Linked DNA regions of Homo sapiens: region 1 is linked to region 2. A link is an interaction called in ENCODE POLR2A ChIA-PET data of the cell type or tissue named here. Cell type or tissue: Caco-2. All regions are shown on one strand. Each heading gives the region's core, and the rest is flanking DNA. Links, peaks and the distances in the headings are about the cores only.

Evidence for each region. Peaks named below come from ENCODE experiments on the same cell type or tissue, not always from the same donor. Only the 100,000 strongest peaks of a DNase experiment are listed, where the experiment ranks them.
Region 1: POLR2A ChIA-PET joins it to region 2 with 7 read pairs; 2 of 35 experiments call an interaction of 5 or more read pairs at or near these places.

The regions. Positions count from the first base shown.
Region 1 is chr7:152,649,902-152,655,275 of GRCh38, forward strand. The region is part of intron 2 of XRCC2 (X-ray repair cross complementing 2); the gene reads right to left. Among named protein-coding and RNA genes, the nearest start is that of XRCC2, 24 kb to the right of the region's middle. In Caco-2, for the core only: no CTCF peak of the experiment used is centred there; no DNase peak of the experiment used is centred there.
Region 2 is chr7:152,519,369-152,524,742 of GRCh38, forward strand. No RefSeq gene overlaps it. Among named protein-coding and RNA genes, the nearest start is that of LINC01003, 58 kb to the left of the region's middle. In Caco-2, for the core only: no CTCF peak of the experiment used is centred there; a DNase peak (open chromatin) is centred at 2,783.

The DNA of each region.
Region 1 (5,374 bases), core at 297-5,296, 130 kb after region 2:
GTGGGGGTGGAGCAGCCATCTGGAAGCAGTGAGGATGAAACCCACCCTTAGGATGGTGGCGTGGAAGACAGAAGGTACCCAGGACTCTGGGCACACGGAGCCCCCACCAGCCACGCACAGCCTGCCTCTGTGCCACTCAGGATGTGAGGAAAACAAGCCTCCACCTGGGCAAGCCACTAAGTTGGACTTCTATGACACGCAGGTGAAGGCACTCCCTAATTAGGTTTCTCAGTGTTATTGATGTTATGGGGGGAACAATTCTGGATTTTGTGGTTTCACACATTATTGAGGCAAGAGCCCATGGCTCTCAGACCCTAAATGCCAACAGCATCCTTCAACTGAAAACAACCTTACACGTTCCCAAACTGCCTTCAGTTATTCTTTGCTATTTGAATTATCTCTGGAAACCATGTCCAGCTGCATTAGAAATTATTTTCCTAGCATTAAAAATCAAAGTCAACTACTCTGAACGTTAAAGACTCCAACTCTCCTTCTATCTAGGCTCGAATAACTAAGGACAGCACAAGTTAAATCAAACAACACTGGGGAAGTTGCCTTGCTTCCAGAGCTTTTCAAAATGCACTCACAGTGGCATTCAACTCTTGCTTGTCATTATTAATTTACGGCTGAACTACCTGATTGGAAACACTATGTTAAAATGCCAATTATTAGCCCCAACCAAATGATGGTCTAAATACGGATTCAAGGGCTGGGCGCAGTGGCTCACGCCTGTAATCCCAGCACTTTGGGAGGCAGAGGCGGGAGGATCACCTGAGGTCAGGAATTCAAGACCAGCCTGGCCAACATACTGAAACCCTACTAAAAATACAAAAAATTAGCTGGGCATGGTGGTGGGCACCTGTAATCCCAGCTACTTGAGAGGCTGAGGCAGGAGAATCACTTGAACCTGGGAGACAGAGGTTGCAGTGAGCTGAGATCACGCCATTGGACTCCAGCCTGGGCGACAAGAGCGAAACTCCGTCTCAAAAAACAAAAACAAAAACACAAAAAAATGCAATTACTTTATTTCTTATTATTTAATTTTAATTTTTTTTTGAGATGGAGTCTTGTTCTGTTGCCTAGGCTGGAGTGCAGTGGTTCAATCTTGGCTTACTGCAACTTTCGCCTCCTGGGTTCAAGCAATTCTCCTGCCTCAGCCTCCCGAGTAGCTGGGATTACAGGCGTGCGCTACCGCGCCCAGCTAATTTTTGTATTTTTGGTAGAGATGGGGTTTTGCCATGTTGGCCAGGCTGGTCTCGAACTCCTGACCTCAGGTGATCTACCCACCTCGGCCTCCCAAAGTGCTGGGATTACAGGTGTGAACCACCGCACCTGGCCTTTCTTATTATTATCAACAAACCGTTGTATATTGGAGTATTCACAAATAATGTATAAGAAATCTAGGCTGGGTACAGTAGCTCATGCCTGTAACTCCCAGCACTTTGGGAGGTCAAGGCAGGAGGATCACTTGAGCCCAAGAGTTCAATATCAGCCTGGTCAATATAGTGAGACCCCAACTCTACAATTAAAAAAAAAAAAAAAAAGCCACCCATGGTGGTGTGCATCAGTAGTCCCAGCTAATTGGGAAGCTGAGGTTGGAGAATCAGTTGAACCCAGGAGGTAGAGGCTGCAGTGAGCCAAGACTGCACCAAATTTCCACCATAATCTTACATACAACTTGCAATTCTAAATTTACCTTAAGAAGAAATTTAAAAAATGATTCCACCTCAGCCTCTCAAGTAGTTGGGACTACAGGCATGTGTCATCATGCCTGGCTAATTTTTGTATTTCTTGTAAAGACTGGGTTCCACCATGTTGCCCAGGCTGGTCTTGAACTCCTGGGCTCAAGTGGTCTGCCTGCCTCAGCCTCCCAAAGTGCTGGGATTACAGGCATGAGCCACCATGCCTGGCTTCAGCTTTCTTATAGCATAGTATGTTATCAGTTCTCATAGACTTCTCTTTTGTATTTAAGAATTCTACACATGGCTGGGCATAGTGGCTCACATCTGTAATCCAGCACTTTGGAAGCTGAAGTGGGAGGATCACTTGAGCCCAGGAGTTCATGACGAGCCTGGGCAACATAGGGAGACCCTGCCTTTACAAAAAATTAAAAAAAAGAAATAGCCGGGCGTGGTAGCATGTGCCTACAGTCCCAGTCTCAGCTACTCAGGGTGAAGTGGGAGCCTGTGAGGTTGAGGCTACGGTGAGCCATGATCATGCCACTGCACTCTAGCCCAGACAACAGAGGGAGACCCTGTCTCTAAAAAGAAAAGAAAAGAAAAAAAAAAAGATTCTAGGCTCAAGGAGTAAAACTATTTTCATATTAACAATTGTCCATCTAATTAAAAGTTAACATAGCAACTAAACCTGTATTCCACCCAGATGTTCAGTGTGCCCTCTCTTACTATGTTACTGAGGAGCTATGCTGAACCCGCCACTCCTGCCAAGCATCTTTTACTGCCCTATGTGATAGAGAACAAGGGACCATGCAGAAGCGCAGACGGGGAAACCAAGAAGCAGACCACAGCAAATCCTCCCTCTCCTGCTCCCATAGAGGCAGCCAGAGAGGCCGACCCACAGCTACTCACCTTTCTAGAGTACTGCATGCCTTAAAGAGGCTGCTTCAGACATATCCTGTTTGCTCCTAATAACACTGAGGTAGGGAAAGCAAACTCTATCATCTCCCATCATCACACAGATCACACTATATAATCACTATTTACTTGATTACATTTCCTGCTAGCTTCTCTAAGGTTGGGACTTGAGTATTCTGTCCCCAGCACAAAACCCAGGATCTTCTGAATGTGCTTCATCAGTTACCTTCTTCTCAAGATCCTCTTGAGAGACATCTAAAGAATAAAAATATAAGTCTTGGTTTGTGAGGGTTAAGGGCCTAAAAGCCAATTGTGAAACTGGCATTTTAAATGGAAGCGGGTCTGGTAGGGAATGACAGGTGGAGTGTGTGGCTTTGGTGGCAGAGTTCAGCAGGTAAGAAAGTCCTAGACCAGGGTTGACACAGGGACCAACATAGGAGGCAAAGCAAGAGGAGCAAACTGCCAGGTGTGGAGCCTGCTGCCCAGAGACCACAGGGTGCTCACACTTAGCGTGGTGAGGGCCTCAGTTCTGCAGGTGATATGGTTAGGCTGTGTCCCCACCCAAATCTCATTTGAAATCCCACGTATTGTGGGAGGGACCCAGTGGGGGTAATTGAATCATGGGGGCGGGTCTTTCCTGTGCTGTTCTCGTGATAGTGAGTAAGTCTCATGGGATCTGATGCTTATTATAAGGGAGAATTTTCCTGTACAAGCTCTCTTTGCTTGCTGCCATCCACGTAGGATGGGACTTGTTCCTCCTTGCCTTCTGCAATGATTGTGAGGCTTCCCCAGCCACATGGAACTGTAAGTCCAATTAAACCTCTTTCTTTTGTAAATTGCCCAGTCTTGGGTATGTCTTTATCAGCAGCGTAAAAATGGACTAATACAGCAGGTAAACCTAATGTGGTGACTTAAAAGTTCTCAAAGATAGGCTTGGAAGTACCTGCACAAATCAAATACAGACATAAAGTAGACTTTTTTTGAGACAGGGTCTCATTCTGTCGCCCAGGCAAGAGTGTAGTGGCGTGACCTCAGCTCACTGCAACCTCCGCCTCCCAGGCTCAAGCCATCCTCCCACCTCCGCCTCCTGAGTAGCTGGGACCACAGGTGTGTGCCACCACACCTGGGTAATTTTTGTATTTTTTTTGTAGAGATGGAGTCTTGCTGAGTTGCCCAGGGTGGTCTCAAACCCCTGGGTTCAAGTGATCCACCTACCTCAGCCTCCCAAAGTGCTAGACTTATAGGCATGCACCACCACACCCAACCCAAAGTAGAAATTTTTAGTTCACATAATTCACATTGAGTATTCCAGCAAAAATTTAGCTTTCAAAATGGTATGGGTTTTTTAAAATGTTATCTCTAGGTGTCACAAAATGAAAATGTCCTACAGCCACTAAAATTTAAGATTCAAGATGGTAAGCCGGGCGCGGTGGCTCACGCCTGTAATCCCAGTACTTTGGGAGGCTGAGGCAGGTGGATCACCTGAGGTCAGGAGTTCAAGACCAGCCTGGCCAACATGAAGAAACCCTGCTTCTACTAAAAATATAAAAATTAGCTGGGCATGGTGGCACGTGCCTGTAATCCCAGCTACTTGGGAGGCTGAGGCAGGAGAACTGCTTGAACCTGGGAGGCAGAGGGTTGCAGTGAGCCCAGATTGCGCCATTGCACTTCAGCCTGGGCAACAGGAGTGAAACTCCATCTCAAAAAAAAAAAAAAAAAAAGATTCAAGATGGTAGGTAATAAGGGGCTGGTTATAGCAGACTGGGAGTAATCCACACAGAAATAATAGAGAAAAAACAAAAATCTCTTTGATGGGTGGGTATTATGGACCTAAAATTAAGGCCAAAACTAAATTTTTGAGATATATCCACAGTTAGAAGACGCATTAGAAGACAGCTAAAACAGAAATTTAATAGGAAAACCAGGAAGAAAAACATTACAGGGCAAAAGAGAATGTTTCAAGAAAATGAAACTACTAAATAATAAATATAGCAGAAAAGTCATGACAATGAAAAACAGCAGGGAAAAGATCACTGAGTTTGTCCAAAATAGTGACCTTGGAGCATTAATTGTGTAGTCCGCAAAAGCACATTTAACATCTCATTTTGTGAACCAAACTTTTAAAACTGAGATACTCAGAAGACAGGAGACAACGGCACTAGCCTAGGCATTCACTGCTTCTAGAGTAACAGCAAGGACAGAGTGGATTCCCGACGAGTGAAACTGAGGCAAAGAAGTTGAAGGTTAAATCCCTGCCTAAGAGATACTCTTTTTCTTTTACACATTAATAGCAAAGCAGGTATAAAAAAGGCTTTTATAACAACCGGGAAGACACTGCAAACTTGCAAGAGACACATGAATTATCATTAAGGTCCTTGAACTAAATTCCTCACAAATATGTTTAATGATGAACTGAAATCAGTTTTACTGATTTTATAAACATTTACTGTTTGATCCTCAAGATCAAAACCTGTAATCAAATATTATGTCCTACAGAAGGGACATCATCCTTTTCAATGTACTTGAAGTCACCGTCTCATATGTTTCTGTGGCTGCTACAGCATCCTTGTCCAGCCAAATTATGGAACGTGACAACTCGCAGTAAAAAAATCCCTAAGGTTTGGCACTTGAAGATATTAAACTAAATCAGAAAATCTGGATGATTTGGCCTTGACAGTTCCTCTTACAAATAGAACGCTGTAAGGAGTTTGGGTAACAGATTGTCAGAAAGAGTTCTGAATCTAAAGATCCTTCAAAATAAGGAAAAGAAAGGAAAAGCC
Region 2 (5,374 bases), core at 143-5,142:
TACCTAAACCCTAATCTAAATAAGAGATTTTTCACTGGGTTTCTAGAACTGTGCTCCTGGAGGGCAGAGATGAGCACGTTCATTTCTGTGTCTTCAGACCTGCCTGACAGACAGAAAGTGCTCAGCAAGGTGGTTTTATGAACGGCTTTCATGCCTGACACGGACATGCCACTGCTTCCATTTACAGCAAGACGTGCCAAGTTGCAGGGATTTCTCCTGCAGAGGTATTTGTGGTGAGGAAGGAACCCTCATGACTGTTAAGTCAAGAAATCTACCTGCTGTGTGCTCAGCCTTGAGTGTCCATAGGAATGAGTATGTGGACAGGTGAGGGTCTCCAGCTGTCCTGCATGTTGGCTGAAGCTCTGTTATTGTTTTTTGTTTTTTTCTGGGATGGAGTCTCACTCTGTCTCCCAAGCTGGAGTGCAGTGGCGCGATCTTGGCTCACTGCAAGCTCCGCCTCCCGGGTTCATGCCATTCTCCTGCCTCAGCCTCCTGAGTAGCTGGGACTACAAGCACTTGCCATCACGCCCGGCTAATTTTTTGTATTTTTAGTAGAGATGGGGTTTCACCATGTTAGCCAGGATGGTCTCAATCTCCTGACCTCAAGTGATCCACCCTCGGCCTCCCAAAGTGCTGGGATTACAGGCATGAGCCACTGCACCCAGCTGTTTTGTTTTGTTTTCTGAGACAGAGATTCACTCTTGTTTCCCAGGCTGGAGTGCAATGGCATGATCTTGGCTCATTGCAACCTCCACCTCCCAGGTTTAAGTGATTCTCCTGCCTTAGCCTCCCAAGTAGCTGGGATTACAGGCATGCACCACCATGCCCAGCTAATTTTGTATTTTTAGTAGAGAAGGGGTTTCACCATATCAGTTAGGCTGGTCTTGAACTCCCGGCCTCAGGTGATCTGCCCGCCTCAGCCTCCAAAAGTGATTACAGGTGTGAGCCACCATGCCCGGCCTTGAAGCTCTGTTATTGTGCATGAGATGTCTGGCAGCCTTGTCTTCTAAGGGAGGGCCGAGTAGTATGGTGGGAAAAGCATAAGACATGGAGGGCCAGGCATGGTGGCTCACACTTGTAATCCCAGCACTTTGGGAGGCCAAGGTGGGCAGATTGCTTGAGGCCAGGAGTTTAAGACAAGCCTGGCCAACATGGTGACACCCCGATTCTACTAAAATTACAAAAACTAGTCGGGGCATGGTGGCATGCACCTGTAATCCCAGATACTCAGGAGGCTGAGGCAGGAGAATCCCTTGAACTCAGGAGGCGGAGGCTGTAGTGAGCGAGCTGAGATCAAGCCACTGCACTCCAGCCTGGGCAACAGAGTGAGACTCTGTCAAAAAAAAAAAAAAAAAAAAAAAAAGCATGAGACACGGACTCTGAGAATCTGCTTCTATACATTTACTGTGAGCTGTTATCTATCGCTGCAAAACAAACTCCCCAACACAGTGACTTAGAACTATTGAAAAAGACCTTCTCTTTGACCAAACTTGAGTCAGGCTCCCCTGAGTCTTCTTCTCAAAGAGGCTTTAACCTTGCCTGTGAAAACCGCAAAATCTCAACAGAAACAATTCTGTTCACCCTCACACTAGGAGACTTGAAAACACACTAGCTTGGTTTCTAACAGCTCGAGGTCATGTCCCTAGCATGACCCAGCTCCTCTTGAGTTCCTGCCTGGAAAAGCTCAGGGCTGCCAGCAGAATTTACTGTTTGAGATTTGCATGGACCCAATGACTGCCTTGTCTAACAATTCTCTGAAAAGGGCCCCCCACCCACTCTTAGTAAGTTTCTGCTTACGTGACTCCACCCGACCCCACCCAAGCTCCTCCTGCTTATTCCTCCTCCATCCTCCCTCATCCTCCCCTTAAAAATGCCCAGTCACTGCTGGGCGTGATGGCTCCCACCTGTAATCCCAGCACTTTGGGAGGCCAAGGTGGGTGGATCACAAGGTCAGGAGTTTGAGACCAGCCTGGCCTGGCCAACATGGTGAAACCCTGTCTCTACTAAAAATACGAAAATTAACTGGGTGTAGTGGCACGTGCCTGTAATCCCAGCTACTCAGGAGGCTGAGGCAGGAGAATCGCTTGAACCCGGGAGGGGGAGGTTGCAGTGAGCCAAGATCCTGCCACTGCCCTCCAGCCTGGGCAACAGAGGGAGACTCTGTTTCAAAAAAAAAAAAAATGCCCAGTCACCTCTGCATGGCTCAGAGTTGAGCTCAGCATGCACTGATGTCTCTCTCCCTTACTGGAGTAGTCTCAATAAAGTCCATCCTGCTGTCTTTAATAAGTGCCTGGCTCTATTTCTTTTTGACACTGCAATAAACTCTTATTAACTCACACAGTTTCAGTGGCCAGGAATTCAGGAGAGCCTTAGCTGGGTGGTTCTGGCTCAAGATCTCTCAAGATGTGGACCAGGGCTGCACTCATCTGAAGGCTCGTCTTGGGCTGGAGGGTCGGCTTCCAAGGTGGCACACTCACGTGGACGGCTTGGTGCTGGCTGTTGGTGGTAGGCCTCAGTTTCCACCATGTGGGCCTTGCCACAAGTCTGAGTGTCCTTGTGACGTGGCAGCTGGCTCCCCCCAAGAATGAAGAGAGAGCAAGCTGGGGGCTGCAGAGTCTTTAATGACCCGGCCTTGGAAGTCCCACATGGTCCCTTTTGCAGTGTCCTGTTGATTTCAGAGATTCTAGTCTCTGTGGCAGGGACTCCAAGGGTGTGGACACAGAGGCAGGAATCACTGGAGGATATCTTGGAGACTGGCTGCATGACTCAGCTTGTAATCCGTGTTGTGACCTTGGGCAGGTCACTGGAATTCTCTGGGCTGGAACAATAAGGGTAGGCGAGGCCTGACCTGTGAGGGCCCTCCTGGGCCTGACTTTACCTTCTTTTTTTTTTTTTTTTGAGATGGAGTTTTGCTCTTGTTGCCCAGGCTGGAGTGCAATGGCATGATCTCGGCTCACTGCAACCTCTGCCTCCTGGGTTCAAGTGATTCTCCTGCCTCAGCATTCCGAGTAGCTGGGACTACAGGTGCGTGCCACCACGCCTGGCTAATATTTTGTATTTTAGCAGAGATGGAGTTTCACTGTGTTAGGATGGTCTCGATCTCCTAATCTCATGATCTGCCTGCCTCAGCCTCCCAAAGTGCTGGGATTACAGGCGTGAGCCACTGCACCCGGCCGACTTTACCTTCTATTAAGCAAGAGAGTGATGTGCTGAATGAAAGAGTTAACGTGCCTACAAAAGCATTTCTCACAGAGAGGAACTCATCTGCCAGGGTCTGGCCCAGATCCTAGAATTGGGCTGCTTGTTTTGTGGGGGAGGGGGGAGGGGATCGCAGCAGCTGTCTGGGTTTCCCGTCATTTCTCCTCTCACTTCCGAGGTCAGGGAGATAGGAGGAGACATGAACAGGTGGCTCCTGACGAGGCTGGCTGGGATCAGCCCTGATACAAAGACACCAAGGATTTGGAAATGAAAATGCAAGTGGGGGAGATTGGCAGGCTGCCCTCGGAAGGAGCTGGTCCTAGTTTTGCTCCTTTGAGGAGTTTTGCACCTGATTAATGATTCTGTTCAAGATGGATTAAGCTGCTGGAACCTTTCTCCATTTAGCAGTGCCAGCTCTCTCCTCCTCTTAACGCTTTTTTTTTTTCTCGTCCCAGTCTCCCCCACCCCCAGTTTGTTCTCGGGACAAACCATCGGTCTAGGATGAACTCCGTTTTCCACTGGAAGGTCTCAAGAGGCTAAAGGCACCCCACGGGCTTCTCCCCGAGGAAGGGACTGAGGACAGAGGAGGGCCACGGTTGCAATGAGGACAGCTCCGGCTCAAAAGCGTCCCTGGACCCTTGACTCTCAGCTTGTCTTGTCTTCCTTAATAAATTTCAGTTTGCGGGGGAGGGGAGAGGGATAGCATTAGGAGATATACCTAATGCTAAATGACGAGTTAATGGGTGCAGCACACCAACATGGCACATGTATACATATGTAACAAACCTGCACATTGTGCACATGTACCCTAAAACTTAAAGTATAATAATAATAAAATTAAAACAACACCCCCTGCAGAGGTTACATTTCCCCCTTTTCTTCTGTCATCTTCTCCCTTTCCTTCCAGTGTCACATGGGGAGCAGCAAAGCCTCAAAATCATGGCCTTATAATTTTCGTCATCACTGGAATGGATTCTCAGTTTCTTCTCCATTCTTCTCCTTCCTGCAAGAACATTCTTCTAATATGTATTGATTAGCCATTTGAAAGATTGCTCTTCCTGTTTTTTGTTTGTTTGTTTGTTTGTTGAGACAGGGTCTCACTTCGTCACCCAGGCTGGAGTGCAGTGCCGTGATCTCAGCTCACTGCAGCCTCGACCTCCCAGGTTCGAGCGATCCTCCCACCTCAGACCCACAAGTTGGTCTTCCTAGTGGACAGCTGTTAAAGTGAGCTTCTGATTGGACCTTCGTTATTTTGGGGTGACGGAGAGCAGTAAAAACATAGGAGAGCTTGGTCTTCGCCTTTGATTCCCTCCGATCCTGCTGCAGCCCCTGTTTTTAACACCACTTTCCCCTTGGCTCTGCCCGCTCCTCCCCCTGCCGTGTCCCCCCCAGGCTCCCTCGCCACGTTTCAAGTTGTTCTTTATTCAGCTGGGATCCAAGGATCTCCCTCCAGAGAAAGCGGATCATTGCCGGCTCCTTCGAGTCCCGGAGTGCCAAGTCCTGCGCCCAGCACAATGGTCCTTTATACCTCGCTGTGTGCTCTCTTTCCTGGCCCCAGCTGCCCCCATGCCCTGTTTTTCCTTACTCTTTTCTGCAGTATTTTCTTTCCAGTTGACTTAGTTATTACAGTACATGGACCGGGGAGGAAAGCTCCGGAACCTGGGCCTGGCGCATGGAGTCTGAGAGCAAGTGTGGCTCCCTGGCCCTGCCATGAAGCTACCAGGAGGTGATCGGTCACATTCCTACACACAGAGCCTGGGCTCGCTTTGCTTTCATGGCAGGGGACAGAGGCAGGGCTTGTCTCCTGATAGCCAGCTTCCCTGTGGGGTCCTGGCCCTGCCAGCCTAGGACATTTCCACAAACAGAACTGAGTACTGAGTGGTGAGTGGGTGAGGCCATCATTTCTCAACTGCAGCTTAGCATGAAGTGTAATAAATAAGACTGACACGGCCGGGCGCGGTGGCTCACGCCTGTAACCCCAGCACTTTGGGAGGCCGAGGCGGGCGGAACACGAGGTCAGGAGATCCAGACCATCCTGGCTAACACGGTGAAACCCTGTCTCTACTAAAAATACAAAAAATTAGCCGGGCGTGGTGGCGAGAGCCTGTAGTCCCAGCTACTGGGTAGCCTGAGGCAGGAGAATGGCGTGAACCCGGGAGGCGGAGCTTGCAGTGAG